Linked DNA regions of Homo sapiens: region 1 is linked to region 2. A link is a loop called in an ENCODE intact Hi-C map of the cell type or tissue named here. Cell type or tissue: PC-3. All regions are shown on one strand. Links, peaks and the distances in the headings refer to the core of each region. The heading gives the core; the rest is flanking DNA. Region 1 overlaps NAMPT (nicotinamide phosphoribosyltransferase). Region 2 has its middle 27 kb from the start of NAMPT-AS1.

What was found. A loop is a pair of places that touch in the nucleus more often than their neighbours do. Peaks named below come from ENCODE experiments on the same cell type or tissue, not always from the same donor. Only the 100,000 strongest peaks of a DNase experiment are listed, where the experiment ranks them.
Region 1: it touches region 2 in a loop (7-fold over the local background); 3 of 110 quality-filtered maps call a loop at or near these places.

The regions. Positions count from the first base shown.
Region 1 is chr7:106,243,832-106,259,997 of GRCh38, reverse strand. NAMPT (nicotinamide phosphoribosyltransferase) reads left to right here. Exons shown (of 11, transcript NM_005746.3): 9 at 5,494-5,634; 10 at 6,847-6,981; 11 at 8,805-11,700. The coding sequence ends at 8,915. Among named protein-coding and RNA genes, the nearest start is that of NAMPT, 33 kb to the left of the region's middle. In PC-3, for the core only: no CTCF peak of the experiment used is centred there; no DNase peak of the experiment used is centred there.
Region 2 is chr7:106,304,309-106,320,474 of GRCh38, reverse strand. It overlaps the pseudogene LARP1BP2. Among named protein-coding and RNA genes, the nearest start is that of NAMPT-AS1, 27 kb to the right of the region's middle. RefSeq lists an enhancer at 1-589 and a silencer at 6,902-7,041. In PC-3, for the core only: no CTCF peak of the experiment used is centred there; DNase peaks (open chromatin) are centred at 6,824 and 8,174; H3K4me3 peaks cover 1,537 bases; H3K27ac peaks cover 2,920 bases.

The DNA of each region.
Region 1 (16,166 bases), core at 3,656-11,655, 61 kb after region 2:
GTGCTTTATAAATGGAACAACAAAGCCTGGATGACAGCATGTCTGTTTACATCATAGTGTACTGAGTATTTTAAGCCCACTGTTGGGACCGACTGCTCAGGAAAAAAAAAAAAAAAAAAGATTGTTTCGAAATATCATTGCAGATGGCATCTGAGATCTGATGGAGATGTACAAAGAGGTTAATGTTGTTTTTCATGCCTGCTAACACAACGTCCGTTCGACAGCCTATCCATCAAAGAGTAATTTCAGATGCTATTATTTAGGAAATATATTCTTGGCCGGGTGTGGTGGCTCACGCCTGTAATCCCACACTTTGGGAGACCGAGACAGGCAGATCACGCAATCAGGAGATCAAGATCATCCTGGCCAACGTGGTGAAACCCCGTCTCTACTAAAAATACAAAAATTAGCTGGGTGGGGCAATGCATGCCTGTAGTCCCAGCTACTCAGGAGGCTGAGGCAGGAGAATTGCTTGAAGGGAGGCAGAGGCTGTAGTGTGCCAAGATCACGCCACTGCACTCCAGCCTGGGCAACAGAGTGAAACTCCGTCTCAAAAAAAAGAAGAAATATATTCTTAAGTCTGTAGCTGAAAGGGTTCACCATTCTAGATGCCATTTAAGAACATCATGCTTCATGGGAGGACGTTAAAATGTCAGCATTAACAGGAGTTTGGAAGAAATTGATTCCAACCTTCACAGATAACTGAGTCTTGATTTGACTTCAAGACTTCAGTGGAGGAAGTAACTACAAATGTGGTAGAAATAGCTAGATAACTAGAAGTGGTGGAGCCTGAAGATCTGACTGAATTGCTGCAGTCTCATGATTAAACTTGAACAGATGAGGATTTGCTTCATATGGGTGGATACAGAAAGTGGTTTCTTGAGATGAAATCTACTGCTGGCAAAGATGCTGTGAACATCGTTGAAATGACAACAAAGGACTTCGAATATCAGTAAAATCAGTTGATAAAACCAAAGCAGGGTTTGAGAGGATGCACTCCCAATTTTGAAAGAAGTTCTTGTGTGGGTGAACGCTATCGTACCAAACAGCATCGCAAGCTACAGATAAATCTTTCGTGATAGAGTCAATTGACGTGACAAACTTCATTGTTGTCATTTTAAGGCATTGCCACAGTCACCCCAAAACCTTCAGCAACCCTGATCAGTCAGCAGCCATCAACAACAGGGCAAGACCCTCCACCAACAAAAAGATGACTCACTGAAGGCTCAAGTGACCATTAGCATTATTTAGCAATGAAGTATTTTTAATTAAGGTATGTATTTTTAAGACATAATGCTATTGCACACTTAATAGACTACAATGTAGTATAAACATAACTTTTATATGCAATGGGAAATCAAAAAATTCCCGTGACTTGCTTTATTGCAGTGGTCTGGAAGCAAGCCCACAGTATTTTCAAAGTATGCCTGTATTGTCTTAAAATTTTTGCCTCGTTTACTAAATAAGGTTCTTAAGGGCCATAATTTCATCATAACACCTAAAATACTCTGTAGAATATCACTAACATAATGTAGGCCATTTGCATTCAGAAACCACTGACATTTTGATGTATACGAATCTCAGATGGTATCTACAGCTATGAAACACAAGTTTTTTTCTGTTCGAAAGAGTTTGGTGGAGATAGAGTAAGGTCAGTACCCAAATTATAGTAGTTTTCCAAAGATTGTTGTACATAATACTTCTCACTTCCAAATCAAACAGTATTTCTGCGGTGATGGTGTATTTAGAGTTCCAATATGAGGCGTCCGGAATAGATCTCTTGTAATAACAGAGATGAGGTTTCTTCCACTACCTCTTCCAAACTGCCTTGCTTAAGAGAAGTGGGAATTCCTTCAGCTAAGACATTTGGTGTTGGGACATAGGGGCTTTCATGTGGAAAGGAAAAAAGAAATAGAAGAAAAGTCTGCAGGGAGAAGGGGGAGGACCTTACACATAGCAATCTCAGCTGACACACCTAATTGCCGTTTTCCCCTTAGCTCAGCTGAACTGACAGTCTCTTACCTTGGTGTCAGTTAAGTACTGTTCCCAGGTGCCTTTCAGGCACTTTAGCACTTACGTGTATACACAGACACACACACACACCCCTCCCCCTTGCAGGTGAAAGAACATGGCAGGGTACTGTATCTGTTTCAGAAATCCCATTAGCCTGCCTGTTGCTGTGCCTACCTTTCCTTGTTCCAGCAGTCAGCTGTTGGATTGTTCAGGCAAGTTGAACGGAGTTCAAGTTGGGTGTTCAGTCAGGTACTCAAAACTTTCCTTTCAAAAATCAAAGCTCTTCGGCTTTCTTTTCCTTCTTTTCTTTCCTTGTTTATATAAACTTTAGGAATGTATGTGCGATTTTTTTTTTTTGACAGGGACTCAGTCTGTCACCCAGGCTTAGTGCAGTGGTGCAGTCACAGCTCACTGCAGCCTCAACCTCCCAGGGTCAGGTGGTCCTCCCACCTCAGCCTCCTGAGGAGCTGGGACTGCAAGTGTGTGCCACCACACCTGACTCTTTTTTTTTTTTTTTTTTAATGTTTTGTAGAGATGGGGGTCTCACTGTTTCCCAGTCTGGGAAACAGTCTCAACTGTTTGGCCTCGAACTCCTTGACTCAGGCCTCCTAAAGTGCTGAGATTACAGGTGTGAGCCACCATTCCCAGCCTGTATGTGCATCTGTATAGTTGAGAATCAGCCCAAAACTGTACATGAATAAACTACATAAACAAGAATATTGAGATAAATACTCTTTGGCATTAGTGAAACTTAAACAGAACAATTAGAGGATTGAATCGTTTTGTGTTAATGCAGATGTACTCAGGAAGGAAAAATATCTTTTTCTCTTTTTTTTTTTTGAGATGGAGTTTTGCTCTTGTTGCCCAAGCTGGAGTGCAGTGGCACAATCTCAGCTCACTGCAACCTCTGCTTCTCGGGTAGCTGGGATTACGGGCGTGTGCCACCACGCCCGGCTACTTTTTGGATTTTTAGTAGAAATAGGGTTTCACCATGTTAGCCAGGCTGGTCTCGAACTGCTGACCTCAGGTGATCTGCCTGCCTCGGCCTCCCAAAGTGCTGGGATTACAGGCGTGAGCCATTGCGCCTGGCCAGAAAAATACCTTTAAAAAGCTGGGCCTGTTGGTGTACCTAAAGGATAATACAGATGTTCCTCTCAACTTAGCATGGGGTTGTGTCTCAATAAACCCATTTTTAAGTTGAAAACGTTAAGTGGAAAATGCATTTATTATACCTAACCTACTAGACCTCGTAGTTTAGCCTCCCTTACCCTACAGGTGCTCAGAACACTTAGTAGCCTACAGTTGAGCAGTCATCTAACACAAAACCTATTTTATAGTAAAGTGTTGAATATCTCAAGTAATTTATTGATGTTCCACTGAATGCGAATCACTTTTGCACCGTTGTTAAGTTGAACCATTGTATGTTTGTGACCATCTGTACTTGTAATTTCTTTACATTCATTGGTATGAAAAATATGTTCTTAGAAGCAGGAAAAAGAATTCAGTTTTGCTTTGTATACTAAATTAGATGCTGTAATTTTGATAAAATGAAAAATCTGCTTTATTTGCAACAATTGTTTTCTTCCTTGACGTCAGCCTCACTCTTGGACTTTGCTATTCAGCCTGTCACCCCTGTGAATTCCCATGAGGTTGACAGTGTAAACCTGCTCTAAGTTTTCACTTTGCACTGTGTACCAAAATGAAACTGCTTATTTAGGAAAATAAAAATATCTTTTGTGTTGGACAAAATACAGAGCGCCTATCTTCTTTTTCTGTTGTGTTTCAGTTATGGATTCAGTCTTCTTGGGTATCATTGAAACTTCTATTGGAGTGATTTATTAAAATATTAACATAGTATTGCATTATCAGAGTTGGCAAGAGGAAGCTTTCTTTGAAGTCTCACATGTATTAAATGTTTTTCTTCCCAGACTCAAAATTCACTTTAACTCCAAATTGTCTAAATTTTAAAACTTTTGGTAAAGAAACTTGGCCTGAAATACAGTGATATGATATTAGATGATACTGTTCTTTGTTATTTCCTCATTTTGTTTTTGCCTCTGAAGCATATCTAAAATGAGGTGACAGGTCAGAAACTATTTTCTCTATATTTTACCTTACCCTCCATCTACCTGTTTCCCTTTTCTTCCCCTTTTCTGTTCTACTCTTTGCATTTCTTCTGTATTGAAATTCACTTTGTTCACAATTATTTAAAGGAAAACCTGAACTCAGGGGCCTTGGGTACCTTTAGGTTCAGGTACAATAAAGACATGAGACTGGATTTGCGTGCATCCTAAAAGAATCACTTTTAAATAAGTTTTATATGTTTTCATCTTGATTCTTCTAGATTCATCTTGATTCAAATTAGATGGTTGGCATTTAAAAAGAAAGTTGCATTTCTAAATGTAGATTTGTTTAAAAATGAAGTTGCTTGGGATTTGTTGGGTTTTTTCCTTTGCAGTGTTGAAAACAAAGAAAGTCAATTCGAGACTATTAAAAAAGTCAATTTGAGACTATTTGGTGAGAATGTGGTAACTTTGATACACATAAGGCTGTTACACTTATGATTTTCTAATAACTTCTGAAAGTTCTGTTTAAAACAGAGTCAGCCTTTCCAGTTGCTTTCTGTTTGACTATTCTCATGAAATAAATGGTTACCAAACTTCACTTGCCACATTCTATCATCAAAGTGATTGAATATATTAAGGCAGATGCTAGGTAAATAAACTTGACTTTGGTGAAAGAAATACAAATGACATTGGTAATAAACACATCTTTAAAGTTGTATGTCCCTTGAAAGAACTCTTTTAGAACTGTTCATACAGGTCTCTCTAGCTGGTTTATAACTAATCATTCTCCCAAAAATGATACAGTAATCTTAACACCCACAGCACCTGTGCATAATTTTGTTTCTGGCACTGGTATATCAGCCAGAATAAAATGACTCTACCAGTATACCAACTGTTATATAGGAGAAGTATTTTATACTCTTTTGCCACCAATATCTTTGATTCTTACATGTTCCATTACATATGACATGTAATTATACAGTGTATTGTGACTTATTGGTGATGATTACAGTCATTCCTAGAGTCTAGTAAATTGGCTCCCATTGCTTGTGTTGCTGAGATCTGGACAATAACTTAACGAGGTGAATGAGAGAAGTTGACTCAAGTAATCTTAGATATTTATAGCTAGTTTTTTCTCACTTTCTCTCATTTCCTTCACTCCCCGAATCCTACCAGAACCACAGTGACAGCAATGCAGATTCAGGAACTATGCATGAAATCCTCTCCTTCCACACATATCCATCTTTTGGGGGTGGGTGGGTCTTTAAAAACAAAATGCGGGCTATAATTATTTATTGACCGTGTTATAAAACAGTCTTGGATGCTTCATTCATCAATATTGTCCCTTGAAAATAATCTCCATTCTCTTCCAAATTAAGGTTTGGTTTGGTTTTGTTTTGTTTTAATCTTCTAGATTGTAGAAGGCATGAAACAAAAAATGTGGAGTATTGAAAATATTGCCTTCGGTTCTGGTGGAGGTTTGCTACAGAAGTTGACAAGAGATCTCTTGAATTGTTCCTTCAAGTGTAGCTATGTTGTAACTAATGGCCTTGGGGTATGTCACCTTTTAATTACTTCTGTGTTACTACCTTCCTTATGTATCTAGGTAGAATGTGGTTATTGAGTGCATTTGTCAAAGATTGATGTGGCCGTGGACTGTTAATATGTTGTTGGGTACTACTGACCTTAACTCAGAAACAAGGAAAGAAGGGAGATATTAGGTAATAACAGACCTAAGGAGACAGAGATTTGGAAAAAGGAAGAACAATAAGGAAAAAGATTATTTAAGAGAGATAATACAGGTCAGTCATTTCCCACTGCCGTTTTTACCTTTAGATCAAAAAGTAATATTTGAGTAGGAATGTCAGCTTACCTAGCCATCATATATTAAAGACAAGCAAGTATATAATCACTGACCAAACTGTTACAGGAAGGTAGAATATGAGGTTTGGATTGTTATACCACAGTCATGTTCTAGTAGCCATAGAACAGCTAGGCAAGTGAACAACAACCCCCCTTGCTTCTTTGTAACGTCTTGAGAGCTGGAGATTCTATAGAGCAAGGGACAGAGGCAGGAGGATGCTAAGAATTAAGAACACCTGAGTTGATTCCCTGCTTCACTCTTTGATCTTTCTTTGGAAAGTTCTGGGATTGACTCATTTGTTGCTGCTTGTTCCACTGCCACTTGTTTCTGTTTCTTTGCTGCCTACCTTTCTGATGTAGAAACACTCTGCTGTCTTCAGGTTCTCTAAGACTTTTGCTTCTGACAATAACAAGGCAAAAGTAAAAAGTACCAAAAGAGGGATACGTTATGAAATAGGAAAGCCTTTACCTTAGTAATACTCTTGTTCCCTCTCCAAAGATTGTGTGTGTGGTTTTGGCGTAGTTGGTATAGTTGGGCTTTTCTTCAACAGCATGTACATGCTGTGCTTACTGTCAGTTTAAAGGCAGTTTGTAATATAAAGAGATACCTTAAGGGTCACATGTTAGAATGCTCACAGACTTCCTACAAATGGAGTATTAGGTGTTCTTCAGTGGCAAAAAGGATATCCAAGATGTCATACTTTTTCTTTATTACAAACGACTATCCTTCAAAACAGGCTAAAGTGTTATGTTTCTGAAAGCCAGATGTGGATTGGTTCAGTTATACCTATTAAGTGCTTAAAACTTAAATGTAAATTATGTATGTGCTTTTTTGTAAGGGAGTGTTTAGACATTTCTGATGATTAGTCTTCTACTTGTCTAACTTTCTTAATTTGGATTTCAGATTAACGTCTTCAAGGACCCAGTTGCTGATCCCAACAAAAGGTCCAAAAAGGGCCGATTATCTTTACATAGGACGCCAGCAGGGAATTTTGTTACACTGGAGGAAGGAAAAGGAGACCTTGAGGAATATGGTCAGGTATGTATCTATGCTGATTGGTTTTTTTAAGCAATAGTAGGTTGGCTCACCAAATTAATAAGAAAGGAGGTTTTTATGTTATTGTTTTTGTGGAAGACAAAGTATTATATTTTATTATAAAATGTCCAATTGCTGACCTGGCCTACCAAAATAAGATACAAAACAAGTGTCTACGTCATAAACACGGGGCCTGTGTATACATAGGGAGAAATATTACGTAAGTATAGTGATTGACAGCAAGTTTGTATACACTTTATCCAAAAGCAAACTATGTTACTTTAATATAAAATGTGAAAACAAGGTGACTTGATTTGGATTACATAATAAATGGTGAAACCTTGATTTAACCAAGTTTTCTGATTCAAATCAACCAAACTAGAAAAATTTACAGTACACTAAAGTAGTTCATATGATCTAATGGTCTTTAGCATACAAAAGTACATTTATATTTGTGAACTCAAGTTAAAAAATTTTTGGTTTTTAAGCCACTTGATCAAAAAAAACTTTAGACAGAACTATTCATGAATATTCATATTATTAGAAAAAAGTACACTAAACATGAGTGCACTATTACTTCCTATTTTGATTCTTTATACTACATCACAATTACTGCTTATAACATGTTACTTTTACATTTATTAAGGTTTTGAGCCAGAATTGAAATAACTTTGTTACCGTTAATGAAAAAATATGTTTGTAAATCAAACTTTTAGAATTAGATCCCTTTATATAGCCTGTTAGGCAATTATTTGAGTAAGCTTTGTGTAACTCTTGTACCTACTAAGATTTTGGCAGATTTAGTTTATCCTAGATGAGCTAAAGTCACTTCAAACTAAAAGTAAAAATCTAAGTGTGATTTTTAAAAGACACTGATTTAAGAGTATGTGAATGATAGTAGAATAAACTAGAAAATAATTCATAATCATCTAGGCAATTTGATTTAAGAGTAGGAACTAGTATTCCCTTAAATTTAAATTTGTGAAAGAAAATGCTACAGCTAAAGCACTGTGGTTTGAAGCAACACAATGACAGAAATATTAGATAATGTCATATGCACCTCAATCTTCAGACTAGGTGGAAAATTGAGATTACTTCTGTGGATTTTTCAGAGAGAAACCAGAAGCAGGTAACTCCTTAGTGAGACAGGAGTGGCTCTACCAGACCCAAAGGGAATTTAATTTCTTCAATCTGTCTTTGCTACTCTTGTATGGATGAAGTGGATTACCTTTGTCATTGACTTTTGGAGTATAAACAGAATCTTTAACCCAGTCACTGTGTGTTAGTCAAGAATGCAATACTTGTTTTTCTTTGTTTCTGTTTTGGGATTGGCTTTTGGCTTTTTGTGGGTTTTCTAGACCCAAATTTAGCACTAGCAAATTTCTTAAACTTCCATTTGATAAGTTTAATCACTGTTGAGTTTGTTGGCCAGGAACAAGGCAGGGTTTACCAGGCTTTTTTGCTGCACACTCACAATGATTACAGTTCTCCCTAGGCACCCAGGCATCTTCCTTCAGCCTGAGGAAAAAAAAGATTGGTCAGCTAGGTTTCTTGGTTTTCCTTTAAGAAAACTGGTTTAAGAATGTAGTATTAAGGTCATTCCTTTTCATAGAAGTTAAATATTTCTACATACCAGGCAACTCAGTGATTGGCCATTTTAGATAGTACCTTGTTCCACTAGCATTTTTTATGCATCAAATCATCTCACAATTTGAACACCATTGGCATCTCTGTATTTGACTGGTTGGTTAGTCTAATTCATCAAACCAGGATTCAGGTATTTTGCTTAATAATGTAATATAATCATGAAATTTCCATTTATGCAGGATCTTCTCCATACTGTCTTCAAGAATGGCAAGGTGACAAAAAGCTATTCATTTGATGAAATAAGAAAAAATGCACAGCTGAATATTGAACTGGAAGCAGCACATCATTAGGCTTTATGACTGGGTGTGTGTTGTGTGTATGTAATACATAATGTTTATTGTACAGATGTGTGGGGTTTGTGTTTTATGATACATTACAGCCAAATTATTTGTTGGTTTATGGACATACTGCCCTTTCATTTTTTTTCTTTTCCAGTGTTTAGGTGATCTCAAATTAGGAAATGCATTTAACCATGTAAAAGATGAGTGCTAAAGTAAGCTTTTTAGGGCCCTTTGCCAATAGGTAGTCATTCAATCTGGTATTGATCTTTTCACAAATAACAGAACTGAGAAACTTTTATATATAACTGATGATCACATAAAACAGATTTGCATAAAATTACCATGATTGCTTTATGTTTATATTTAACTTGTATTTTTGTACAAACAAGATTGTGTAAGATATATTTGAAGTTTCAGTGATTTAACAGTCTTTCCAACTTTTCATGATTTTTATGAGCACAGACTTTCAAGAAAATACTTGAAAATAAATTACATTGCCTTTTGTCCATTAATCAGCAAATAAAACATGGCCTTAACAAAGTTGTTTGTGTTATTGTACAATTTGAAAATTATGTCGGGACATACCCTATAGAATTACTAACCTTACTGCCCCTTGTAGAATATGTATTAATCATTCTACATTAAAGAAAATAATGGTTCTTACTGGAATGTCTAGGCACTGTACAGTTATTATATATCTTGGTTGTTGTATTGTACCAGTGAAATGCCAAATTTGAAAGGCCTGTACTGCAATTTTATATGTCAGAGATTGCCTGTGGCTCTAATATGCACCTCAAGATTTTAAGGAGATAATGTTTTTAGAGAGAATTTCTGCTTCCACTATAGAATATATACATAAATGTAAAATACTTACAAAAGTGGAAGTAGTGTATTTTAAAGTAATTACACTTCTGAATTTATTTTTCATATTCTATAGTTGGTATGACTTAAATGAATTACTGGAGTGGGTAGTGAGTGTACTTAAATGTTTCAATTCTGTTATATTTTTTATTAAGTTTTTAAAAAATTAAATTGGATATTAAATTGTATGGACATCATTTATTAATTTTAAACTGAATGCCCTCAATAAGTAATACTGAAGCACATTCTTAAATGAAGATAAATTATCTCCAATGAAAAGCATGACATGTGTTTCAATAGAAGAATCTTAAGTTGGCTAAATTCAAAGTGCTTGACATCAAAATGTTCTAGAGTGATTAGCTACTAGATTCTGAATCATACATCACATCTGACTAGAGACCAGTTTCTTTCGAATGATTCTTTTATGTATGTAGATCTGTTCTTCTGAGGCAGCGGTTGGCCAACTATAGCCCAAAGGCCAAATTTGGACTTCTTTTTATAAATGCAGATTGTCTATGGCTGCTTTCCCACTACTCCAGCCTAAGGTAAACAGCTGCAATAGAAGCCAAATGAGAATCGCAAAGCCCAAAATGTTTATTAACCTGCCCTTTACACAAAATTACACAAAAAGTTTCCTGATCTCTGTTCTAAGAAAAGGAGTGTGCCTTGCATTTAAAAGGAAATGTTGGTTTCTAGGGAAGGGAGGAGGCTAAATAATTGATACGGAATTTTCCTCTTTTGTCTTCTTTTTTCTCACTTAAGAATCCGATACTGGAAGACTGATTTAGAAAAGTTTTTAACATGACATTAAATGTGAAATTTTAAAAATTGAAAAGCCATAAATCATCTGTTTTAAATAGTTACATGAGAAAATGATCACTAGAATAACCTAATTAGAAGTGTTATCTTCATTAAATGTTTTTTGTAAGTGGTATTAGAAAGAATATGTTTTTCAGATGGTTCTTTAAACATGTAGTGAGAACAATAAGCATTATTCACTTTTAGTAAGTCTTCTGTAATCCATGATATAAAATAATTTTAAAATGATTTTTTAATGTATTTGAGTAAAGATGAGTAGTATTAAGAAAAACACACATTTCTTCACAAAATGTGCTAAGGGGCGTGTAAAGAATCAAAAGAAACTATTACCAATAATAGTTTTGATAATCACCCATAATTTTGTGTTTAAACATTGAAATTATAGTACAGACAGTATTCTCTGTGTTCTGTGAATTTCAGCAGCTTCAGAATAGAGTTTAATTTAGAAATTTGCAGTGAAAAAAGCTATCTCTTTGTTCACAACCATAAATCAGGAGATGGAGATTAATTCTATTGGCTCTTAGTCACTTGGAACTGATTAATTCTGACTTTCTGTCACTAAGCACTTGGTATTTGGCCATCTCCATTCTGAGCACCAAACGGTTAACACGAATGTCCACTAGAACTCTGCTGTGTGTCACCCTTAAATCAGTCTAAATCTTCCAGACAAAAGCAAATGGCATTTATGGATTTAAGTCATTAGATTTTCAACTGACATTAATTAATCCCTCTTGATTGATTATATCATCAAGTATTTATATCTTAAATAGGAGGTAGGATTTCTGTGTTAAGACTCTTATTTGTACCCTATAATTAAAGTAAAATGTTTTTTATGAGTATCCCTTGTTTTCCCTTCTTAAATTGTTATCAAACAATTTTTATAATGAAATCTATCTTGGAAAATTAGAAAGAAAAATGGCAAGGTATTTATTGTTCTGTTTGCCATAATTTAGAACTCACACTTAAGTATTTTGTAGTTTTACATTCCTTTTTAACCCATTCAGTGGAGAATGTCAGCTTTTCTCCCAAGTTGTATGTTAAGTCTATTCTAATATGTACTCAACATCAAGTTATAAACATGTAATAAACATGGAAATAAAGTTTAGCTCTATTAGTGAAGTGTTAAATTTGTGTGCTTCAAGTAATGCCATTTTCAGGCCTACCTGTTTTAAGTATTCCTCCAGTTCAAAGAATTAGAAGATGAGAGAAGGGCAAGTGTCAGAGTTGACTCCTTTTCTGCTTTGTGCAACTGTATAGATGACAGTGCCTTTTACTAAGGAAGAACACTGGAGGGACATCAGATTTGAGAGGAAAGAGCACGATTCCCGTGTTAAGGCTTGAGACGCCTTTGACATATCTAAATGTAGGTATTAAGTAGGCAGTTGATGATACAGGTTTGTGGACAGAAGGGCCTCAAGGTATGACTGATGTATACCTTGGAAGGTATACATCTTTGGAAGCACACAGTAAAGGATACTCTTCTAGGGATAGTATAGAGCAGGAGTTGGCAAACCCCACGCCATGAGCCAAATCCAGCCCACCATCTGTTTTTGTAAATAACTGTATTGGAACATAGCCACACCCATTTATTTAGTTACTGCCTTTGGCTGTTTTCTTGCCACAGTGGCAACACTGATTAGTTGCAACAGAGAAATTATGGCTGTAAAAACTAAAATAGTTTACTGTGAGGCCCTTCACAGGAAAAGTGTGCTGATCTCTGCTAGAGTATAAAGAGAATCTAGGGCTAAACCATGAGTAACTCTTGAAGGTTAAGTGGCAGAACATGAGCAGACCAAATGACAAGCATAGCTAAAGAGATGAAAGTTCCAACCAGAAGGAGTGAAGTCACAAAAGCCAGAGGAAACATTTTTCAGCCCAGCTGTTGAATGCTGCTGAGAGATCAAATAGGATGAAGAATTTAAAACAGCTACTGGATTTAGCCACCTGGAAATAATTGGTGCCTTAGACACATTCCTTTCCAGGTAGTAGAAGAGGCTTATTTCTGAAAGAAGCTCCCTTATATACCTCTTTGAATGTGGGTTGCGAAAAGGGAGGAGAGAATGAGGCAATAGTATCTTTGTCCTTCTAGCTGTAGCCTTACATCTGAAAAAGGTCCAGGAAAGAGGGAGGAGTTGAAAATAAAAGCAAAAAGACATCAGTGATGATTTGGGGTTCCAGAGAAGGTGGAGAAAGGTAAGATCCAAAGCACTTGGTAGGGTATTGGCCTTGAATGATAGGGGTCCTTCTAGAAGAAAGGAGAAGATGGAAGCAGGTGTGTACTTTGGTTTTCTACAAAGTCGGAGGCCAGATCCCACTTGTACGTGGTTTATTACTCATTCATTTATGTTCACCCCAGAGAAGCGCCATTTTTCATGGTTAGCAGCAGAATTCAGTTAGAAACACAGTTATCCTGACCTGCTTTATATATTTTTTAAATTCCGTAATTGGCTACTGAGCTGTTATTTCTTTGACATAAACTAGGCAATGCATTATAACAAACTATCTCTCAGACCACAGTGCAATCAAACTAGAACTCAGGATTAAGAATCTCACTCAAAGCCGCTCAACTACATGGAAACTGAACAACCTGCTCCTGAACGACTACTGGGTACATAACGAAATGAAGGCAGAAATAAAGATGTTCTTTGAAACCAACGAGAACAAAGACACAACATACCAGAATCTCTGGGACGCATTCAAAGCAGTGTGTAGAGGGAAAATTATAGCACTAAATGCCCACAAGAGAAAGCAGGAAAGATCCAAAATTGACACCCTAACATCACAATTAAAAGAACTAGAAAAGCAAGAGCAAACACATTCAAAAGCTAGCAGAAGGCAAGAAATAACTAAAATCAGAGCAGAACTGAAGGAAATAGAGACACGAAAAACCCTTCAAAAAATCAATGAATCCAGGAGCTGGTTTTTTGAAAGGATCAACAAAATTGATAGACCGCTAGCAAGACTAATAAAGAAAAAAAGAGAGGAGAATCAAATAGACACAATAAAAAATGATAAAGGGGATATCACCACCGATCCCACAGAAATACAAACTACCATCAGAGAATACTACAAACACCTCTACGCAAATAAACTGGAAAATCTAGAAGAAATGGATACATTCCTCGACACATACACTCTCCCAAGACTAAACCAGGAAGAAGTTGAATCTCTGAATAGACCAATAACAGGAGCTGAAATTGTGGCAATAATCAATAGTTTACCAACCAAAAAGAGTCCAGGACCAGATGGATTCACAACCGAATTCTACCAGAGGTACAAGGAGGAACTGGTACCATTCCTTCTGAAACTATTCCAATCAATAGAAAAAGAGGGAATCCTCCCTAACTCATTTTATGAGGCCAGCATCATTCTGATAGCAAAGCCGGGCAGAGACACAACCAAAAAAGAGAATTTTAGACCAATATCCTTGATGAACATTGATGCAAAAATCCTCAATAAAATACTGGCAAACCGAATCCAGCAGCACATCAAAAAGCTTATCCACCATGATCAAGTGGGCCTCATCCCTGGGATGCAAGGCTGGTTCAATATACGCAAATCAATAAATGTAATCCAGCATATAAACAGAGCCAAAGACAAAAACCACATGATTATCTCAATAGATGCAGAAAAAGCCTTTGACAAAATTCAACAACCCTTCATGCTAAAAACTCTCAATAAATTAGGTATTGATGGGACGTATTTCAAAATAATAAGAGCTATCTATGACAAACCCACAGCCAATATCATACTGAATGGGCAAAAACTGGAAGCATTCCCTTTGAAAACTGGCACAAGACAGGGATGCCCTCTCTCACCACTCCTATTCAACATAGTGTTGGAAGTTCTGGCCAGGGCAATCAGGCAGGAGAAGGAAATAAAGGGTATTCAATTAGGAAAAGAGGAAGTCAAATTGTCCCTGTTTGCAGACGACATGATTGTTTATCTAGAAAACCCCATTGTCTCAGCCCAAAATCTCCTTAAGCTGATAAGCAACTTCAGCAAAGTCTCAGGATACAAAATCAATGTACAAAAATCACAAGCATTCTTATACACCAACAACAGACAAACAGAGAGCCAAATCATGAGTGAACTCCCATTCACAACTGCTTCAAAGAGAATAAAATACCTAGGAATCCAACTTACAAGGGATGTGAAGGACCTCTTCAAGGAGAACTACAAACCACTGCTCAAGGAAATAAAAGAGGATACAAACAAATGGAAGAACATTCCATGCTCATGGGTAGGAAGAATCAATATCGTGAAAATGGCCATACTGCCCAAGGTAATTTACAGATTCAATGCCATCCCCATCAAGCTACCAATGACTTTCTTCACAGAATTGGAAAAAACTACTTTAAAGTTCATATGGAACCAAAAAAGAGCCTGCATCGCCAAGTCAATCCTAAGCCAAAAGAACAAAGCTGGAGGCATCACACTACCTGACTTCAAACTATACTACAAGGCTACAGTAACCAAAACAGCATGGTACTGGTCCCAAAACAGAGATACAGATCAATGGAACAGAACAGAGCCCTCAGAAATAACGCCGCATACCTACAACTATCTGATCTTTGACAAACCTGAGAAAAGCAATGGGGAAAGGATTCCCTATTTAATAAACGGTGCTGGGAAAACTGGCTAGCCATATGTAGAAAGCTGAAACTGGATCCCTTCCTTACACCTTATACAAAAATCAATTCAAGATGGATTAAAGATTTAAACGTTAGACCTAAAACCATAAAAACCCTAGAAGAAAACCTAGGCATTACCATTCAGGACATAGGCATGGGCATTTTGTAATTTTTATAGAGATGGATTAACGATCTCGCTTACAAACTCTCTTGAATTGGCTACACGTTTAATTCTGATTAGGTCTTCCTGACTCGCCAGAGTTGTTCTGCCAGATCTCTGAGCCTCTCGCTTTCCAGCCCTTCCTCTTCAGCTAACAAACATGTTCCTTTTTCTCACACCTTTTTTAAAGAACTCCCTTGATAACACCAGCTCTAGCCTCCCTTCTCCCATTTACATCAGACTTCTCTCCATTTACTGCCTCACCTCCCATTCAGTTATCTTCCATCTGGTTCTCACCTCTTATTGGACAAAGCAGTGACCTTCTAATTGCCAAATGAATAAATTTTGTTATTACATTATCTGAGGGCTCTCCTGCATTTGCCACTACTAAGAATTCATTTCTTTACTACTTTGTTCTATGATCTTTTGGGGTCTTCTAATCCCTGTGGACTGTCCCTTCTCTCTCGGTCTGTTTTTCACACATTTTTAAATGTTGACACATCCCATTTATCTCCATGTTCATCTTGGCTGATGTCAGCCATTCACGTGGTGTCAGCTATGAGCTATCTACTACAGCCTCCACACATTTATGTCTCCAGCCCAGACTTCTAAATCATTCTACCTGTCACTGATACATTTCCACTCAGATGCAACAAATCCAAGCTTACCATATTCCCCCAGAACTTACTATATTTATTTTGATTCTCTCATTTGGCAGCTCAGGCAGCCCCCAACATGAAACTTCCCTCTCCATTACCCTATACATTTAATCGGCCACATAATCCT
Region 2 (16,166 bases), core at 3,345-11,344:
TTGCTAAGGCTGTTGGAAAAGTGCAGTGTCATGGTGGGAGTGTCCCGATTTTCCAGGTACCATCTGTCACAGCTTCCCTTGGCTAGGAAAGGGACTTCCCCAACCCCTTGCACTTCCCAGGTGAGGTGATGCCCCTCCCTGCTTTGGCTCATGCTCCGTGGGCTGCACCCACTGTCTGACAAGCCCCAGTGAGATGAACCCGGTACCTCAGTTGGAAATGCAGAAATCACCCATCTTCTGTGTTGCTCACACCTGGAGCTATAGACTGGAGCTGTTCCTATTTGGCCATCTTGGAAGCAAGATGCTGTTGTGTTTGTTTGCTTGTTTGTTTTAGCTCATTGGCTATCGTTAGTGTTAGTGTATTTTATTTGTGGCCCAAGGCAATTCTTCTTTTTCCAATCCTACTGGAAAAAGAAGAATTAGCAATTCTTTTTCCAATCCTATTGGAAAAAGAAGAATTAGCAATTCTTTTTCCAATCCTATTGGAAAAAGAAGAATTAGCAATTCTTTTTCCAATCCTATTGGAAAAAGAGAATTGGTTTCTTCTTCGTCTTGGGTCAAGGCAAGCCAAAAGATTGGAAACCCCTGCTCTAATCAGACACTTTCATTTTGTCCATGAGGAAATTGAAGTTTAGAGGGGGCAGAATGACTTTACAAAGTTGGAGAGCTAGTTCCTTTGCATTGTTTTAGACGTTGAATCTAAAGGGTTTTTTATTACTGTAACTCAATTTAATTGCAATGGCCTCATCAGTAAATTTTGTGTTAGTCTTGGCTTTACTCACTTTGTCATTCTGTCTTAACCCCCAAGCAATATTCTGATTCATATTTAATATAAGTATCCAACATTTGCTGTCACTTTGTAACTTTATTTGTAATTTTATGGCATTAGCTTCCAAAATCCTTATATTGATTTCTCAAAAAAATATTGAAGATACATTTTAGGAATATTAATGTTGGCATTCTGCTTCAGTCACAGGATTAACAGAGTAAAACTTCTATCATAGGAAGTTTTGAACCAAGAGAAGAGGCTGGCACCATGTTCATTTATCCTCTGCTGTTATGCAAGCATGACTGCAAAAATAAACAGCTTTAATCAGAAATGCTAGCATATGTAGAAACAACAGATTTATAAATAAATGTTATTTGTACATTTCCTTTATCAAGCCTCTGTGGTTTTTGCTTTTAGAGCTAGACATGATAAAACTTGGGTATTGCTTTTCTCCACTCAACTCCCTCTTTGATCTCTCCTCACTAGCATTTCCCTGGCTTGGCCAGATAATTTTTTCCAGTTCACACAGTCTCCTTAGAGTCTCTCAGCCCATTTGGGTCTCCAGCTCTATATCATATTTTTGCAGGATAGTCTCATGACAAAATTTTTATTTAATCTTTACAAATACCTCATAGTGTGTGGCCAATTGTATTTTCAAAAATGGCTATGCCAGTATATCCCAATCCATAAATTCCTGTAGTATGATGTTGACACTCTTCCATCAAAACGTGGGGTCCACGTTTGCTCCTCTCCAATCTGGGTGGGCCTGGGACTATGGTGTATGTGATTCTCCATGACTTCTGAGGGCAAGACAAAAAAGATGATAGAGCTTCTCCCCTGCTCTCCTCCCTTGGGACACGTGCCCTGGGGGCCCTCAGCTGACATGTAGGAAATCCAGCCACTCTGAAGCTGCCATACTGGAGAGAGCACATGGGCAGACTATGTAGAGAGAGACCCATGGAGCCCCAACTTCTCCAGTCCCAGCTGTTTGAGCTGTCCCAGCCCAGGCACCAGATGTAAGGGAGTAAACCTCCAGATGAGTCCAGCCCCAGCTTCCAGCCACAACTAACGCTGAATAGAGCAGAAATGAGCCACTCCAATCCCCACCCAGATTGCTGATTTGTGAGCAAAATAGATGTGTTCTTGTGTTAAACCATGAAGTTTTGGGTCCATTTGCTACAAGCCATAGTAACTGGAACAGCAAGTAATGTTACCTTTGGATTCATTTGGGTACAGGTAATTTCCAATACTTATTTAAGCTTGAAAGCAAAAGTCTCGGCTTATAACTGAAAGTCCAGGGCTCATGCTGTTGTGCCTTTAACAAGGGCCATAATGATGTCCCTAGGACCCAGGACCTTTGCATGTTTCCGCTCTCTCACAACAGCACTGGCCACACGCTCAGACTTCATGAGTTGGGCAGGAAGTCCGAGAACTCCAGACATTTGTCCTGTCAGATTCGAGCTCACCCACAGCAGCAGAGGGAAGTCCACTTTCACAATCAAACAAAGGCCATAAGATTAATCCTACTGGCTACATTTGATTTGGCCCCATCCCTAAACCTCGGAATGTGCTGATCATCCAGGCTACAGGCACCTACATGGAAAAGCAGGAAGGAATTCAAGTTCACCAAAGTACAGGAACTGACAGAAGGAGAAAGATGTTTCTCCCAAGGATATTTCTAGATTCTGGTACAAAAGAAGGATAAAAGGACACTAGCCAGACAAAAAACATACAAACAAAATACCCACATATCCCCAGACTATGTATGGGAAACAGTTCAACAGTTTTCCTCAACCATTGCCCTACCATTAGGTAAATAACTTTGTCATTTATTGCCCCACAATAAACTGAGTTAGTATTTGAACACGTGTTTGATGCAAAAGTTTATTTTCTTCACCCCAAACCACATGGAATAGCATTTCTACTCTTTACTTCTGATTTCTTATAATTCATACAGCATGCTGAGGATAGAAACTTTATGTGAAACCAGAGAGAAGAGGTAGTTTTCAATTCTACTCTGTTTAATGTACCTTTTTCCTTAAGCTTTCTCCAGCATTCTAGTTTAATATATATGAATATTTTGGCATCAGCCTGCTGTCACTAGTATTGGCTTAATATTCTACACAGAAAAATGTCTTCAGAACATTTTTATGGGACTTATTCTATATAAACATAACAGCAATTTAAAAAATTTTTGTAGCAGCTTTATTAAGATACGATTCAAATATGATATAATTTATCCATTTAAAGTATTCAATTCCGTGGGGTTCTTAGTGTATAAGCAGGGCTGTGTAACCATCAACATAATCAATTTTGAACATTTTCATCACCACAAAAAAGAAACCTTAGCATTGATTCCCCATTTCCTCTCTGCCTGCTCCCCACCACCAGCTCTATGTCTCTATGGCTTGCCTTATTCTGGGCATTTCATATAAATGGAATCATACAATAAGTTGTCCTTTGTGAGTGGCTTCTTTCACTTAGCATATGGTTTTCATGTTGTAGTATGTATCAGTACTTCATTTGTTTTTATTGCCAAATAATATTCCATTACATGGATATACCACATTTTAATTATCCATTCATCAGTTGGTATACATTGGAGTTCTTTCCACTTTCACAATGCTGCTAAGAATATTCATGTACAAGTTTTTGTTTAGACACATATTTTCATTTCTCTTGGGTATATACCTATGATAAGAGGTGCTGGATAACTATGTTTAGCCTTCTGAGGAACTGCCAGACTGTTTTCCATTTTACATTCCCACCACCAGGTTATGAGTGTTTCAATTTCTTTCCATCCTTGCCAAAACTTGTTAGTATCTGTCATTTTGATTATAGCTATGCCAGCCAGTGCTAGGTAGTGTGGTATCTCATTGTGGTTTCTATTTGTACTCCCCTGGTGGCTAATGATGCCAAACATCTTTTCATGTGCTATTGTTCACTTGTAAATCTCCTTTTGAGAAATATCTATTCAGATTATTTGCCCATTTTTAAATTGAGTTATTTGTCTTTTTATTATTGAGTTGTAAAAGTTGTTTATGCATTTAATTCCCTTATCAGACATGACTTGCAAATATTTTCTCGCATTCTTGGGTTGCCTTTTCACTTTCTTGATGGTGTCTTTTGAAGTACGAAAGTTTTTAATTTGTATTTTCTTTGAGACAGGGTCTCTCTCTGTCACCCAGGCTGGAGCGCAGCAGCATGATAATAGCTCACTGCAGCCTTGACCACGTGGGCTCAATTGATCCTCCCACCTCAGCCTCCTGAGTACCTGGGACTACAGGTACACACCACTACACCCAGCTAATTTTTAAATTTTTTTGTAGAGATGAGGTTTCTCCATGTTGCCCAGGCTTGTCTTGAACTCCTGGGCTCAAGTGATCCCCCTGCCTCGGAAAGTGTTGGAATTACAGGCATGAGCCACCACCTGGCTGAAAATTTTAAATTTTTATGAAATCTAATCCATTTTTTTCTTTTGTCATTTGTGCTTTTGGTGTCATAAATGTTTTAACCAAGTTCAAAAAGACTTATGCCTATGTTTTCTTCTAAGAGTATTATAGTTTTAGGCTCTTTGAGTTAGGTGTTTCATCCACTTTGAATTAATTTTTGTATATTGTGTGTGGTAAGAATCCAATTTCATTCTTTTGTTTGTGGCTATCCAGTTGTCCCAGCACCATTTGTTGAAAAGACTACAGTCTTCTGTCCCATTAAATAGTCTTAGCATCCTTGTAAAAAATCAGTTGACCACATGGTTTGTTTCTGGACTCTTAATTCTGTTCCACTGACCTATATGTCTGTTTTTATGCCAGTACCACACTGTCTTGATAACTTTAACTTTATAGTAAGTTTTAAAATCAGGAGGTACGAGTCTTTCAACTTCATTCATTTTTTTCAAGATTATTTTGGCTATTCTGGTTCCCTTGGATTTCCATGTGAATTTTAGATCAGCGTGTCGATTTCTTTATGGCTGTATGTTTGTTTTCATCCTCTTCCATCCACAAGTCTTATTCATAATGACATAGGCCATTTTTGCCTGAAACCTGTGGTTGCCTGTTTGATCTTATCCAGGATGTTTTCTCAGGTAAAATGATAGCTGAGTTCAAATCAACATCTTGTTGAAATTCAGCTCATCAATTTCATAATCTGAATCATTACGAGACCAATCAGTAAATGTGTTTCTTTTTCTTCTATTTGTTGCGTCTGTTCATCAAATAAAAAATCAAGTTCTTCCTGTTCTTCTGGAGGATATAGTTGACTTGATACATCATCAGATACTGGTGTTGAGTCCTTCAATTTCACTGGAAATGGACAATGTCTCTTTTTTACTTTTATCCAAGGCTCTAGTCCAAGTCAGAGAAACTGGTAGACACATCTCTAGGCATTGCCTGAAGATTATTTGTTTCAGTATATTTCTTTGGACGCAGTGGACTTCCAATTCTTGGAGAATTTAGGGCAGACTCTGTATGCAAACCAAAGGCTATGTGAACTCAGAACAACATTTTGTGTGTGTGTTTTTCACTTGAAATTTAAGTAAGTATGCAGAAATGCAGTATGAAGAATTACTATTGATTGTATTCAGTTAATGCAAAGTAATTGTAATTTTTGCCATTTTTTTAATAACAAAAACCGCAATTACATTTGCACCAACTTAATAATAGAATGAATCTTGGCTCAACCCTACATGAATTTCCTGGTAGCAAATGGAAAAGAGGCATATGATCCCTTTCATGCACCACTCACATCTTGCCCCCTAAAGCACTCCGCTCACTGCTTGCTAAACTGATGGCTCATTCATCAACTGGCAGAATCCTGCCTTAAACACATGTATCTATGTCTTACCCAGGAAGTAGGAGCTTCTGGAGTAGAGGATCCCAATCAGTGGTAGGCTGGAAGAGAGAAGGTCTCAGCAGGAAAATCACATGGAGCTTTGTCAAAAAAACCTTGTGTCTGCTGTTCACCCCCTATACCACCCTATTCCCAGGATATCAGAGTAGATGTAAAAGAAATGGGAAGATCAGACATATGGGAAAATTCTCCAGGTCAATCTGATGCCCATTATTCTATAATCACCCAGGAAGAAACAAGGGTACCATAAGCCAATAGAAGCCAAGCCTCCATTCTTGGGAGAAGAGGAGATTGACAGAAAGGGGATCAGGTTTAAAATTAACACTTTCTTTAATTTGAAGCATACAGAAAACGAGAAGCAGAAATGGGCTATTCAGTCTTGCCAACCAAATGGGCAGAAGCAATTAAAGGACAAGGAGAGTGGAATAAAAATGTTTTTTAAAAAGACAAACTTCTATCAAAGACAATTGATAACAACAAAAAAAAAATAAGAAAAGGAGAGAGAGAAAGGAGAAAGTTAAGAGCTTGTTCAGGGAAGTTAGAGTCAGGATACGGAAACTTACATAAGAGACTACTGACTCTAAGGTGGAAGTACAGACACAGGACCAGAAAGAACCCTTGGAGAATGACTTCAGTTTTATTTTTGAGGAAGTGAACAAAGATTTGAGAAAAACCAGAAAGAAGAATGGAGAAGTAAGTTTAAGGAACTGTATAAGAGAAAAGCTGGAGAAAGAGAAATTGAAAGAAAAGAACAGCATAAAATGTACATAATAAAGGCACTTTCAATGTAAGACATCCTATTTCCGTGTATACTAGGCCAACCTATCTTTATTGGGGGTTGAACAAAGTTAGGTTTATAAACATTAGAGCTGTGCCTCACAGAGAGAATAAGAATCGAATATAAAAAGCATTCAATTAATTAATCACTAAAGACCCTGTTCAGAATTTCAAGAATCTACTGGTTAAACTGTTTTAAATGGGGGGCTGTAAGGGATTTGTCAATATTTCCCTAAAGGAAGTGACTAAACAGGAAGAAAATACAACGTGGACTAAAGGTACTTCTGAATTTTTGTGTGCACTTTGTGTACTTTCAACTCTGATAAAATCATGCTTACTGTGTTTTCAATTGTTTTATTAGGCACTATTTGTAAAACCTGAAATTTTTCTTTTCCAGCTCCACAGATGTTGTATAATTTAATTAACCAACATTAAATGGTTTTCATGACATACTTTGTTATTTACATCATTATTTTTCTTTCTTATTGACATTCCTGTGAACCAGCTCATCACAGTATTGAGTGGACCACATGGAAACCACAGAGACACTAGTGTAGAGCGGCTGGAGTCAATGGTTCCAGTTTCAAACCCCACTCCACTGCTTGCTAGACATGTAATTCAGCACAAGGTATCTAATCTCTCTGTTCTTGTGAAGTAATCCCCACCTCAAAGGATTGGTATAAAGAGTAAATTATGAAATTTTTGTAAAATGTTTGTCACAATGCCTAGTACATAGAAAATGCCCAATAAACAGCGGTTGTTGCTCTTTTTATTATTTAGAATAACTTGTCCTAAAAACATAAAATGCCCGTGTTCAAGAGAAAAGAAAGGAAATAAACAGTAGCATTAGGAAGAAGGAACAGACTTAGTCTCTAAATTTTTAAGTGGGGATGGTATAAACACCAGGCAAAGTGACTGTGCATGTTAAATGGAACAGCATATGTAAACTACCCAGCACAATGCTTGGAACATGACTGGTCGACATACTTAATGAATGTCTGTTTCCTTCTCCCACCCTATCTTTTTTCAAATCTTCTTAAAACTTGAATTGCATAGCACTGCAAGGCTGTGGCAACTATTCATCTATTTGGGCTTTTTCAAGAATATTTCCATGTAAACCACTTAGAAGATGCACAGAGGGGACCTTACACTACCAATTAAGAACTTTTTTAAAAATCTAATTTAAATTTATGTTGTTTATATAAACACAAACTCTATCTTGGTATGAACAGCAAATTAGGTAATTTTTGTAAAATGAAAACTTTCTAGCAATAATTTTTAAAATGGCTTTATCCTTAAAATTTCTAACCCTTGGCTGGTGTTCCCAAGAAGGAAGTATAGTAATTCAGTATTTATTATGAAATCAAGTTCTTCATCCTTACCATATTCGGAACCATGTTTTTACTTTAATGCTTACACATAGCCTTGTAAATATTTAATTTTGCACATACCTAACTCTGTAAATACATTTCTTTCCAAGTAGTTTCAGATGACACTTTTACCACTAACATTTTATACAATTTCCTAGAAACTCCTGCATTAATTCCACCTATTTTTATCAGCTTCTCAAAATATATTTATTTACTTCTATAATTTCCTACAAATACAGAATTTTGAGCTGAAGAGGAACACTGACATCATTTGGTTCAAATCTCTCATTTTACGAAAAGGAAATAAATTCACTAACTTCCAGTTATTGTAACCAAGTTATGCCCTAAGAATGGACAGAACGAATAGCCAGTTACAAGGTAAGATTTTAGCCTCAGGCTCATACCAGCTGATGACGAATCTCTCCCCTGCCATTGTATCACAGTGCCTAAACCTCCCACCCTTAGCTATTATATCCTATTAAGGCATTAAAGTTCCCCATCAAAACTTGAACTCTAATCAGCCATTGATACTGATGCATTGATTTAAAGAAAAAATGTACAAATCATACAGCAACCTATTAGAAAGAGATATAGAATAGGAGTTTTGAAGGATGCGGAAGGAACCAGGAAAAGTTTGATTTATTCAGCCAACATTTGTAGAATTTATATAGCCTGCCATGCACTGTACTGAGATACCAAAAGGAAGCATGGTCTCACCTTCAAGGCACATCTAACTAGAAAGCATTCTTGTAAAATAACCCTGTGCAATGAGATGAGGACTACTATAGAGGCATGTACAGGTTAATGAGGGTGCAGAGGGTAGAGATTTGTCCCATCGTATAAGGCAGAAAAAGAACCGAAAGGGCGATATTTAAGCTTGGCCCAGAGGATATGTGGCATTTATCGAGTGCCAGTATATGGACTGTGAAGCCAGATTGAGTGGGTTTGAAACCTACCACCTCTTACTGACTTTAAACAAGTATGTAGCCTTTCTGTACCTCAATTTTATCACCTGTAAAATTAGGATAATAGAATCTACCTTGTATAACTACCAAGTGTAAGTTACATATAACTTGTATAAGTAATATATAAATTAATAAATGTAAAGCACTGAGAAAATGCTAGCTATTATTGTGGTTTCACCTATTGGTAAAATAGGATTAAGGGTCATAGACTGGGCCACAACACCAGAGTGGTGCTGGGTAGAAATGGGCTCTTTAATTGCTTTAAATTGAGAAAGAGAATGGTGCTCTATCAGCAACCAGTAGTGGAGTCTGGGCACACCCACACTGGGCTAAGAAGGGAGAATGTATGACAGCCATAACCATACCAAAGTCCCACAGGCAAATTGTATGCATTTAATGTGAGGACTTATCCTTACTAGAATGGACCTTCAGATCAAATATAAATAATTGAAAAAAACATCCTTTGGGTAGCATTGGTATGTTTCCAAACAAAAAGACCTTGGAAGCTTGATATGGGGGAGAAGCCAGAAAGAAAGGGGAAAATGACGCAGAATGGGGAGCCTGGAAATCTGTGTTGCCTACTTCACAACTGAGCCACTAATTTAAATGTGCACTTGAAAGCAGGGTTAGAAGAAGCTGATGTGTGCAGCGTGGCTACCCCTGGGCTAGGGGTGAGGCAGACGTAGAAAGGCCTTGATGCTGACCAAGTGAGGGAAGGGATACCAACGTGGAAGTGGGATCTGAGAGGGCAAGAGGCAAGGGTGGTCTTCAGCACCAAGAGAGGTGTTGATGTAGTTTTGGATATTTATCCCCTCCAAATCTCATGTTGAAATGTGATCTCCAGTATTGGAGGTAGGGCCTAGTTGGAGGTGTTTGGGTCATGAGAGTGGGTCCCTCATTAATGGCTTGGGGCCGCCACATGGTAATGAGTGTGTTCTCACTCTTACTAGTTACCGTGAGATCTGATTGTCTAAAAGCCTGGAATTGCCCTTGCTCCCTGTCTCACTATGTGCCAAGCCTGCCCTCCCTTTGCCTTCCACCATGAGTAAAAGCTTCTCTGAGGTCTTCCCAGAAGCCAAGCAGATGCTGGAGCCATGTTCGTACAGCTTACAGAACCATGAACCAAATAAACCCCTTTTCTTTATAAATTACCCAACCTCAAGTATTCCTTTTTAGCAATGCAAAATGGACAAACACAGGTGTTTTCATAAAAACTGGAAAGTTCAATCATCAGTCAGTGAGCCTGGTGTCTGGATTGGGCTTTTGCTGAGATGTGTTGGTATCGCACAGAAACATCTAACAAGTCCCTTCTCATAACCCAACATGAGAAGATTGATTTGGAAGGTTTGGCTGTGGTTCAACATTTTATTTTCTCAGTCTATAAAGTTCAAGACTGAATAGTTGCTCAGTAAGTCCAACATAACCAATTTTTCCTCTGGCACAGAGAGACGCAGGACCATTGCATGTGATGGGGGAGCCTGTGCACAGCCTGCAGAAGGGCTCCAAGCTGGGGATGAACAGGGATGGATGTAGCCTTCTCTGTTTGCCAAGATGTAGAAAAGGAGCCTTCTAGTAGCTTGTATCACAGTACTAAATGCTTTAATTGTGATTATAAGGTTTGGCTCTGTGTCTTCACCTAAATCTCATCTTGAATTGTAATACAGGAGGGACCTGGTAGGAGGTGATTAGATCATGGGGGCAGTTTTCTCCATGCTGTTTTTCTAATAGTGAGTGAGGGCTCACAAGAACTGATGGTTGAAAAGTGTGGCACTTCCCTTCACTCTCCTTCTCCTGCCACCATGTAAGACATGCCTTGCTTCCCCTTCACTTTGTACCATGATTGTAAGTTTCCTGAGGCCTTCCCAGCCACACAGAACTGTAAGTTGATTAAAACTCTTTTCTTTATAAATTATCCAATCTCAGGTAGTTCTTTATAGCAATGTAAAAATGGACTAATACATCTGACTATGAGAACTGCTTTCTGTTTATTCACTTAAGTCTAAGGTAGTAATAGTATGTTTGTGTTTAGGAATCATTTGTACCTATAAACACACACATTGGAATCATATGTGCCACAACAAGATGAGCACACTATGAGAGGCCTAAGGACATGGGGCCTGATGCATGTTTCTCATCTCCCATGACCTCATGGCCTGCAGTCATCACTGGGTGGAATTTAAAGCACTGTCTCACTTTCTTCCTCATGGTGTCAGTGTACTGACAGATACTCTCAAGAGAGGTGATTGAAGAGAGTTTCATGAAGGATGTTTTACAAAAGTGTGAGCAGGGTTAAGGGAAACCAGCAAGGTATGGTGATTCAGCCATGGTTGGCAATCTCTAGGCCAGAAGTAACTACAGAAGGAGTAGTTGCCAGAATTTCCAGGGTAAGCTTTGTGGAAGGGATGAGCTGCTCTTCAGGAGCAATGACCTTCTATAGAGAAGAAGCACAGTCATGGTGAAGTGTGCCGTTTCTTTTGTATAGTGCCAACATCACAACCCCTGTGCCACTCAAAGAAGAATGTTTTGGAGTTGAGGTCAAATGGATTCTTCTTTCTTCTTCTCTCTCAATTTTTGAAAGTCATTATGCATATTTAAATTGCATATTTAGATTCTGACTTTTTTGTGTAGGTCTTTGTTTTTCTGGTAGTTCTGATTGCATCTAGTTTTTTGTTTGTTTGTTTTGAGAAGAAATATCTTCCACTGCGTATGGTGGCTCATGCCTATAATTCTAGCACTTTGGGAGGTCAAGGTGGGAGGATCACTTGAGCCCAGGAGGTCCATACACCTGTGGTCCCAGCCACTCAGGAGTCTGAGGTCAGAGAATAGCTTGAGGCCAGGAGGTCAAGGTTGCAGTGAGCCATGATTGTGCCACTACACTCCAGCCTGGGCAACAGAGTGAGACCCGGTTACAAATGGAGTCAAGCCTCTTACTCATGCTAGATATTACATGAAATTCATTCCATTTTTCTTCTTCTTGAAGAACACTGACTTTTAATTTGGATGTATTGCTTTCTAGGCCTGAGGTACAAATGTCATTCTGAGATTTCCTTTGTTAAAAAAAAAAAAAAACAGATTATAAGAATCATAAGTACTTTGTTACTGGGTTAGTCCAGTCTTTTATCTCACATTGTCTTTTTCTTAGATTTTTCACCTTTGCTTAGCAGAATAATATTATTAAGCAACATGCAAAAAAAGATACAGCAGGGACCTTTTTTTTGAAATGGTACATTTTTCTACTTAATTGTAAAATGTCTTACCTGGTTAATGTTCAGTGGGTCCTTGTATTTCTTGCTGGCTGATAAAAGATGGGATACCAATCTTCAGTTACAGATTAGCTCATCTTTAGATGTAATGTATTCTGAAAACCATGTTTTCAGTCACCTAGAAGTAGGATAAATTCTTGACAGCATGAGTATTATTTCAGTTGCTCAGATGCTGTTGTTTTTCACCATTTCAGTCTATGCAGAAACCACTGCCTTCAGGGTAACAGAGAAGCACTGGTAGTGCCAAATAAGGCAGCAGCAACGATGAAAAGGGAGAACTGCCTGTACCTCATCTTCCCCAATTGGCTGTGATCAAGACTTTAGCCAAAACATTGAATCCCACAAAGACAGCTAGGGGAGATATAAAACAACATTGGCAAAGAGTCCTTGACTTAAAGGACTCCATCCCCTAAAAAGCACATGCCACAAATGTATTTTAAAAAGAAAATGGCCTTGTACATAATGTTAGAATAATGATAGCAGGAGCAAATGACCTAAATGGTCCTGCTCCATTTTATTTTCATTCACTGAGCCAAAAACAATAAACAAAAAAACAGTCATCAACATGCATCTACTGAACAAGGTTCCAGAACACCTAACTTTTCTGAGCATGGACAGGATGCTGAGAATATGGGAGGCCAAGTGGCTCTCCGAGGAGGAATGGAGAAGAAATGGTGGGTAGAGCTGACCAGGTCTTTTTCAAAAGCATTTGGGAAGAACTGGTTAACAAATATTTACTAGTAGCTACTCTAGGCCTAGCATTGTGCTAGGAGCTTTGAGGCACATATTAAATTAAAGGGGCTCCCTGACCAGTCAGCCAATTTTTCCTATCCAAACAGCTTACACTCAGCCAGAAGAGGTCTACTAAAGGAAATCATGCTGCCCTGGTGAGTGGTGTGAAAGAACAACACAAGAGGTGCAATCACGTCTAAAAGGTGGTCCTGACCTAAAGTTGATTGTCATACATTTGTAGCAATTGCTACAAATCTAGGCCGCTCAAAATTCAACACGTGCCTCTGGTCAACTTCCTCTCCCATGCCCCACAAAATCGACTTCAATTCTCCATTCGCCTCACATCTGTTCCCTCCTTGCTCTCAGCAGACGACATTGATTCACAGATCATCAAGCAAAAGGAAGCCATTAAGTCTGGACCATTTCCCATTTCCTACCATAACTCCTAACATAATTGTACCCACACCCACTCTCTTTTCTCCTCTGGCATTTACAATACTGACTTTTAATTATTATTTAAATATCATCAACCATTTCCCAGCTTAAAAGCTTTTGATGAATTTCAATTGCTCTAAAAAATAGGGCCAAAATTTACATCATGTATATGATGTGGCCACTGACCACTTTTCTAGCCTTTTTTTGTCCATACTCTTTCCTCATGGAAGTGACTGTCAGCCCTCTGGTCACTTTATCTTTCTTCTGGTCACTTTATCTTTCTGTCATTTCTGTCCTGCCTCAGGACACTTGCATAAAGTGCTCATTCTCCCCAAATACTCTTTTTTCTTCTCCTTAAGTGTATCTAGTTGATTTCTCCTCTTGCAGATTTCAGCTCCCACATCACTTTCTCAGGGAAGCAGTCTCAGACTAGGTCAGGATCACCCTTTAGACATTATTGCACCTCTTGTATCATTCTTTCATACCACTCACCACAGCTTATAACTAATACTTAATCGCTGCCTCACACACTAGACTGTAAGCTCAGTGAGAGCGGGAACAGGGTCAGTTTTCTCATCACCAGCCCTAGCCCCTTGCACGGCACTTGTACTTGGCACAAAGTAGATGCTAAATACATAAACAAGTCAGTAATGACATTTTACTGTGCAAGGCAGGCAGCCAATACGAGGGTAAGAATGATATTAATTCTATGCCTTGGCAATAAATACAAAAGGACTCAAGGAAAAAAATCAATATGAATACAATTTCTAGTGACATATTTATGAACCTTTTAGGAACTTGACAGGCGGGTGGTTGGGAAAGAATATATAACTCCATGCCATGTCTGCTGCAAAACTGTCAGATTTGCTCTGAAAAGGTAAAACTTCCAATAATAGATTCTACAGGAAAAGTTGTGGGGGTGAGGGGGTTGTTGAATGGAACAAGAAAAGAATAGCAGTTTATATTAAAATGCTATCTTTTAGACTAAATTGTCATTAGATCTCTTTGTAAAATAGATCTACCATCCTCCTACCCAAAACACGTAGAAAAAAATGTTTTTAAAAAATAATGGATCACAAATAAAAAGCATGTGAGAGAGAAAGCTGAAGGTAGGAAACTATGGTCTATACTTTGTACAAGAGAAAACCATCCCAGGAATGCAAACAATTGTGGTAATACTTTAAACCAGGTGTTGGGGAACAATTTCTGTTAAGGATCACATTGAAAGTATTTTGGGCAGAGTAGGGACTAAGTGTGAGGAAGCTGGTGAGTACAATTCAAGGCAGTGTTAATGCTCGGGGTCATGCAAGTGCAGGGCCAGCCTTAAAAAGGAGTGCATCCATATTGCACCCTGGGCACCTCTCTTTCCTCACCTAGTCTCAGCCCTGTGAGTCAGGCAGTCTCTGTAGCAATTAACTCTTCCAGGGCAGGAGAAGGCAGCACAGATGCATACGTGAACAAACATTGATGTGTTTCAACCAAACATCCTTTACAAAAACCTTTACAAAAATAGGCAGCAGAGTAGGTTTTGCCCAAAGGCCATAGTGGCTGACCCCTGCTCCACGCTCAAGATCCACAAATGCAAGGACATGCTTGGGCAAGAATATGAAAGACTGCAGTAAAAAGAACGGGACCTCAGATGAGACTTCTGCCCTTTTAGCATGGCTTGCTCGACTCTATACTAAGCAGTAGACAGTATTGGCATGTTCAAAAATGTCATTTCCACCTCTTATATTTGAATTCAATTGTGACTGACTAAAAATTCTAATTTAAAATTAATTCTCCTTCAGAACTAGAGATACTGCTTGTTGTCCTCCAGTATTTCGCATTGCTGATGCAAAGTCCATTAGCATTCTGCTTCTTATTCTTCAGTAAGCAACTTACCCTCTTTCCTCTGGCAACTTTTAGGATTTTCTCTTGATCTCCAGAGGAAAGGAAAAAAATTAACAAGGGGGAATATTAACTGGGGAGCATAAGAGAAAATGTCAGGATGTGCCCCAATAATATGAATGAATTAAGTTCTTCTATTGACAGGAAAAAAAACTCAGTATTTTTTTTAAAAAATCCAGTCATATGCTTTTTATTAGAGACGTATCTAAAATAAAATGACCCAGAACAATTGAAATAAAGTTTTGGAAAGAAAATAGCTAAAGTAAATGCCAATAAAAAGAAAATACCGTGATGTTAATTTGCATGCAATAAAATTCAAGATGAAAAATCATTACATAAAAAAAGGGGAATATTTTATATTAATGGAAGAAAAATCTATGAAAAAAGTAGAACAGTAAAAATGCTTAATCTGACAATATGACAGGGAAAGCATAAAATTGAAAATGTTAACTAATACAGAAAGAAATTGATGGGGTTGCGGGCAAGATGGCTGAACAGGAACAGCTCTGGTCTGCAGCTCCCAGCAAGATCAACACAGAAGGTGGGTGATTCCTGCATTTCCAACCGAGGTATCTGGCTCATCTCATTGGGACTGGTTAGACAGTGGATGCAGCTCACAGAGGGTGAGCCCCAAAACAGGGTGGGGCATCACCATATCCAGGAAGTTCAAGGGGTTGGGGAACTCCCTCCCCTAGCCAAGGGAAGCTGTGAGGGACTGTGCCATGAGGAATAGTGCACTCCAGCCCAGATATTGTGCTTTTCCCAGGGTCTTCTCAGCCTGCAGACTAAGAGATTCCCTCCAGTGCCTATGCCACCAGGGACCTGGGTTTCAAGCACAAAACTGGATGGCCATTTGGGCAGACACAGAGCTAGCTACAGGAGTTGTTGTTGTTTTTTTTTTTTTTTTTTTCATACCCCGGTGGCACCTGGAATGCCAGTGAGACAGAACTGTTCACTCCCCTGGAAAGGGGGCTGAAGCCAGGGAGCCAAGTGGTCTAGCTCAGCAGATCCCACCCCCACAGAGCCCAGCAAGCTAAGATCCACTGGCTTGAAATTCTCGCTGCCAGCACAGCAGTCTGAAGTCGATCTGGGACGCTTGAGCTTGGTTAGGGGAGGC